Linked DNA regions of Homo sapiens: region 1 is linked to region 2. The links are chromatin loops, found by intact Hi-C in ENCODE. Cell type or tissue: sigmoid colon. All regions are shown on one strand. Each heading gives the region's core, and the rest is flanking DNA. Links, peaks and the distances in the headings are about the cores only.

Region 1 (2,902 bases), core at 186-2,685, 120 kb before region 2:
CCCTGACTAATGGAACAGATATGTTTGTTATATTATTCTGTATACCTTTTGCAGGCCTAAAATAGTTCATAATAAATTTTAAAATAAATAATGAATGAATAGACGTTAAAATGTCAGATGCTATAGAGGGCAAGTAAAATGAGAACTGGAATATGTACATTAGATTAGCTATTAAGAGGCCCATGATTGCCTTTGTAGGAGTGTTCAGAGTGGAGGCCTAATGGTGATGGGTTGTAGAGTGATAGGGGGTCTACACACAATTCATGGAGTTTAACAACAAAGTGAAAAAGAGCTCTGGGTCTAGAGTAGGGTGCAAAGGAGAGAAAGGGTTGTGTTGTTGTTGTTGTTGTTGTTGTTGTTGTTTGAGACAGGGTCTCACTCTGTTGCCCAGGCTGGAGTGCAGTGCAGTAGTGCAGTCTCGACTCACTGCAACCTCCGCCTCCTGGGCTCAGGTGATCCTCCCACCTCAGCCTCCCGGATAGCTGGAACCACAGACATGAACTAATTATTTTGTATTTCTTATAGAGATGGGGTTTTGTCACCTTGCCAAGGCTGGTCTCGAACTACTGGATGCAAGCAATCTGCCCGTCTTGGCTTCCCAAAGTGCTGGGATTACAGGGTCAAGCCACCATGCCCAGACAGAGAAAAGAGTTTTAATAATGGAAACACTTCTCTGTGCTGTGGGGCTTCCATACTAATTCTGTTGGAATTATCAGAGTCCTGGTCCTCCTTTGGTCGCTATGACTATTCCAGTAGAGATTCTGGAAGACTTGAACTTCGTCTCTGTGGGTACAAAGTGATTTTTTTTTTTTTTTATGTTTCACTCTTGTCACCTAGGCTGGAGTGAAGTGGCACGATCTCGGCTCACTGCAACCTCTGTCTCCCGGGTTCAAGCAATTCTCCTGCCTCAGCCTCCCAGGTAACTGGGATTACAAGCACCCACCACCACACCCGACTAATTTTTGTACTTTTAGTAGAGCCGGGATTTCGCCATGTTGGCCAGGCTGGTCTCGAACTCCTGACCTCAGATGATCCACCCACCTAGGCCTCCCAAAGTGCTGGGATTACAGTCGTGAGCCACCACACCTGGTCTTAGTAAAGATTTTTCAAAGAGCACAGTGCTACTGTCTCTCATGGAAAGAAAAGTATTAAACCCATGATGATTACATCTTAGTCTAAGGGGAATATTAAACCCACAATAAATTAAGCTAAAACTTCACAAAGACTCTGCAAGGCGTTGGGGCAGGACAGGGGGTGGGTAAGGAAGGGGTTGATTGTAACTGGAAAATCTTGGGCTACTTGTGGATGGTGTTTTTTTTCTTTTCTTTTCTTTTCTTTTTCTTTCTTTCTTACTTTTTTTTTTCCTCCTAAAGGTTGAGCTTGGCTAAAGGAGTGTTGCTAATGGTTTCCCAATTTAGTTTCAAGGGGATTGGCAGCAGGGTTTTCCAGGCCACAAAGGCTGAAGGGGGACATACTATTAGTCTGTCTCACTCCTCCCAGAAACTCAGTCTGGGTTTACTGTAATTTCATCTTAGTCTCGTCAAAGGCACTCCAGATGAGGAGATTCTGAGCTGGGGTATTTCTTCCTACCCCTCCCAGACAGATTGCAAGGTTTTTCCAATACTGCATTCTCCCTGGGGCTCTCCCTGGTTGGCGTGGAGAGAAAAGCGCCAGCAGGGGTCAGCAGTGTCCCACATCTGGCCGGGAGCTGCTTGCCACATGTGCTGTTTCTTCTGGCACGGCACTGTCAGAGATACTGGGGAAATTGGCGAGCACCGTTCCATTGAGGCGTTAGCATCATTATGAGCATCGCAGGCTCAAGATTCCTCTCCCTGAAAGTGGGGTGGGCTGGATGAGTGGAGGGTGTGTTCTTTATAAGCACTATGTGGGGTGTGGGTGTAGAATCCAGACATCAGCAATGCCAACTCACCATCTGGTTTTCTATCGGGAGGTTTTTATGTGTATTGGCGTGAGCAATATATTGTGTCGGTCTGGGTGTCAGAGGACGCGTGTCAGAGTTGCCTTGTTGAAATTTTCCCAGGGACCTGGGATTTCTGGATTCACCCGGTATCCAGGCTCTCCCAGAGCGGCACTTTAGCTGGCCAAGGCCTGGAGCAGAGTGTGTGCAGCGCTCCCACGGCCGCCTGCCCGGGCCTGCCCCCGACACATGCTTAGTGGAATTCTCCCGTGGCAGCCCAGAGTCTCCGGAACGAAGGTCTCCACAGCCAAAGCCACGCAAGAGGCTCTCCTGCTCTCATTTCCAGACGCACCCTCATCCTTGGCCTCTCCCTGCCTCAGTTCTCTTTGACTCCTCCGGTCCTTGTTGCTGCTCAGCTCCAGGGCACCCCCACCTCCCAGGACAAGTCCCCTGACTTTACAGCTTACAGGCCCAGAATAACAGATGGCCAGAGGCATCCCATTCAAGACTCCCCGCCTCCTTCCTAGCTCCTCAGTCTCTCCCACCCCAATGTGGTGGTGCCCAGGGAGGGGGTCAGGAAACCACAGAGGGCCTGTGGGAGGCGTACAGCTGGGGACAAGCGTGGGCTGGAAGAGGAGCCCAGTCTGTAGCTGAGACTCCCAGGGCCTCATGACCTTCCAGGCAGCCTCCACCGCTGCTATGACAGGCAGATGCCCGACTTTCCACCTGCTTTCTGACCTGGCTTTGGCAAGGCCTGAGCACCTGGCCTGCTTTCCCAGGAGTACAGTTACAGCAGCTGATCTAGGGAACAGGTGTGGGCTCCGTGTCACAGCTGCTGCTGAGCACATCTGTACCCACAGTGAGGAGGCTGCAGCTGCAGCAGGGCCTGTCAGTCACTCATACTCTCCCCGGAGTTGGGCTGGGGGCACTGAAAGGGCCAGGGGTGGAGAGAATCTGAGATAAGCATTCACAGAGCACCTTGCT
Region 2 (2,902 bases), core at 150-2,649:
AAGCCGAGCCGGATCCCTCGAGGACCCTATGCGGAGGTCAAGCCGCTCAGCAAGGCGCCTGAAGCGGCCGTGAGCGAAGATGGCAAATCGGACGACGAGCTGCTCTCCAGCAAGGCCAAGGCGCAAAAGAGCTCTGGGCCTGTCCCCTCTGCCAAGGGCCAGGAGGAGCGCGCCTTCCTCAAGGTGGACCCCGAGCTGGTGGTGACCGTGCTGGGAGACCTGGAGCAGCTGCTCTTCAGCCAGATGCTGGGTAAGTCCTGCCGCCCCGCCCCGCCCCGCCCCTGGCTTTCTCCTAACCAGCTGCTGGGGAAGGTGTGGGGAAAGCGAAGCCCCCTCCCCTTGCGCCTTCCCGGAGGGCCCTCCTGTTCACGATCAGGCTGTGATGGGCATTGCGCCCAGATGTGCTGAGCTGGCCCACCTCCAGATGCGCATGGCTCAAGTGTACCTTCTTAAAGACATTACAGGCGGGAACCCGGGCTCGACTCTGGCCTGCCCGAGGTGAGGCTGGACAATGGGATGGGGGGTGAGGGGGTTACAGGCTCTCAGAAATAGAGCCAGAATCCCAATATGGCAAAACCTGGGACTGGTGGAAACCTCCGTTGTGGTGTGGCCTGCGCTTGACAGGAGCATCCCGCATTGCAAGGGGAGCGTCCAGCGAGAGCCCGGATCTAGAGGACAGATGTGGGAGAGCAGATGTGAGGGCTGATTGGCCCCGGAACACAGCTGAGGCTCCACTTCCTCTGTGGATCCCGAGTGGGAGCGCAAGTCGGATTTCCCCGCGGTGTGAGGATTCTGGCTAAAAGAAGCGTCTAGGGCCGGGGGCGGGCGGGCTGCCAGCTGTGCGCATCTGGGCGCATGTCCGATACCTCAGCCCCGGCTCTGGCCCCAACCCCTACACCCGCAGGTCTTTTAGGGCGTGTCGAAAGCTCTGGGCGTTAGCGCCGAGACTCCTGTTTGACCGGGAAGCCTTTGCCCTGTGGCTAATGGAAGCCGAGCAGGCGGGAAGGGAGGAACAAAGCTTGCTCGAGTGGAGGAAGCGCGCAGAGCTGTTCCATTGTTCTCCGTGCCTGAAGAGTCTATGCAAAAAAACCCGAAGCGGGCCCCGGAACTGCTCTTTCTCTCCCCGGAGAGCCCCTGCCCTCAGAGAGGAATAGATCTGGGATGTGCCGGACGCCAGGCGGCCATGCCTCGGGAACTGGCACGGGCCCTCTTGGGGCCACGGAACAAGGACGGTGGGGCCTGGTGCCCAGGCGAGCTGCTTTGGCTGCGCGGACTTGTTGCGGTGGCTGGGTTGTGGGTCCTCCGGCGCCGAGGGACCCGAGCTTCCTGGGTACCCGGCAGGCTGCCCGCCCGCTGGGGGCTGGGAAGGGGCGTGCCAATGCGCGTGTGAAAGGGCGGGGCCGAGTGACGGGCTTGGCGGGTGGGGAACATGCAAGAGCTCGCCGGGCGGCCCTGGAGAATGCGAAGCCGGAGGAGACCGGTTCGGCCTGCTGCAGTCTTCCTAGGAACCCTCGACTCCTGTGTGGGCTAGGATGAGGGTCCTCTGACAGGGGCAAGGATTTGGGCCTTTGGAGAACCGATCCTTACGCAGGAGGCCGCAAATGGGCTTTGCAGGGGCAATCAGGAGACTGGACAAGGGCAAAAGAAGAGCAGCCTTTTCCCCTGGGAGCCCCTCCTGAAGGTGGGGATGGCTGGGTGGGTGCGGAAGCTGACCAGGCAGCCTCACTCTGCAAAGGGAATGTGCCACCCGGTCCTCAGTGTGGGGCTGAGCCTGTCAAAGGCCCTGCCTCAGTGAATGGGGCAAGAGAGACAATAAGGGAAAAAATTAATAAATTTTTGGCAGGCACCATGGCAGGCACCAAGGAGGGATATGGACAAAATGCAACTGGCCCATGTGATAGAGAGCCCTGCTGAGGGACTGAAAGCAGGGTGAGAGAGGAAGGGACCGTGTGTGTGTGTGTGTGTGTGTGTGTGTGTGTGTGTGTCAGACTGAGAGAGGGACTTGGCGAGGGAGGGCAAGGGAGTATCGGGGCACAGAATAGCAGAAGGCACAGAACCCTTTTCAGGGTCAAGGCTTTACTTGTTGGGGATAACTTAGCTGGTCTGGGTCCTCTCCAGACCTGGATGCCCTCACACTGTCCCAGAAGCTGACTGCCCATTGAAGCCCTCTTAGTTGCTCCTCAAGAGGAGCCAAACAGGTCTGAGCTGGCTAGGGAGATGGGAGGAGGGGCAGGAGTGGGGAGGAGGGCAGGTGCAGGGAGGGCGAGAGAGGAGGAGAAGCTGAGCTGTGGTCCCTTATTCCTGCTTAGCAGTTGTCACTTCTCAAAGCACACTGACACTTTCAGTAACCTCGGAAGTGAGGAGAGAACACCTCCACTTCCCAGTTGGGGAAATGCAGAGTCAAAAGCATTGAGGGCCTTAAAGGCATCTATGAGTTCATGGTGGAAGGGAGATTCCACATTGATCTCCTGAGGACTAAGTCGCAGCTCTTCCTAGGAGACCTGATTGAGAGAGGAAGAGTCAGCAGGCAGAGGGACCTGCCCAAGGCTATGTCTACTGGGTATGGGCCACCAGAACTGCCTCGATGACCCTACAGAGGGCTGAGGGGCTTAGCTCTCTGGGGTGGGGAGAGAAGGGTGGAAACTCCCAAATCTGCCTGTCTCCAGCTGAGAGGACCCAAAGTTGGGGGGTGGGGAGTTGGTTCAGGCTGTAGCAAGGCAGAGCCTGGTGTCAAACAGTGGTAGGGAGGAAAGGAGGGGAGTTGGTGACCTCCAAACTAAGCTTTTCCCTGTGTGAAGGGCAGAGGGTAGACTGCCTGGGGGAGGGGTAGAGGGAGAGGAACTACAGAGGGAATTCGTCTTCCAGAGCCAATGATGGTGGTGTTCAGGTATCAGACAGGCCC

Evidence for each region. A loop is a pair of places that touch in the nucleus more often than their neighbours do. Peaks named below come from ENCODE experiments on the same cell type or tissue, not always from the same donor. Only the 100,000 strongest peaks of a DNase experiment are listed, where the experiment ranks them.
Region 1: it touches region 2 in a loop (3-fold over the local background); 3 of 110 quality-filtered maps call a loop at or near these places.

The regions. Positions count from the first base shown.
Region 1 is chr1:201,529,257-201,532,158 of GRCh38, forward strand. All of the region lies in intron 1 of CSRP1-AS1 (CSRP1 antisense RNA 1), which reads left to right. The region is part of intron 1 of LOC124904484 (a long non-coding RNA gene); the gene reads right to left. Among named protein-coding and RNA genes, the nearest start is that of NAV1, 8.4 kb to the right of the region's middle. In sigmoid colon, for the core only: a CTCF peak has its summit at 1,657 (motif pointing right); DNase peaks (open chromatin) are centred at 1,705 and 2,259.
Region 2 is chr1:201,649,176-201,652,077 of GRCh38, forward strand. It overlaps NAV1 (neuron navigator 1), which reads left to right. Exons shown (of 34, transcript NM_001389617.1): 5 at 1-250. Among named protein-coding and RNA genes, the nearest start is that of MIR5191, 69 kb to the right of the region's middle. In sigmoid colon, for the core only: no CTCF peak of the experiment used is centred there; DNase peaks (open chromatin) are centred at 416, 876 and 1,406; H3K4me3 peaks cover 1,956 bases; H3K27ac peaks cover 1,492 bases.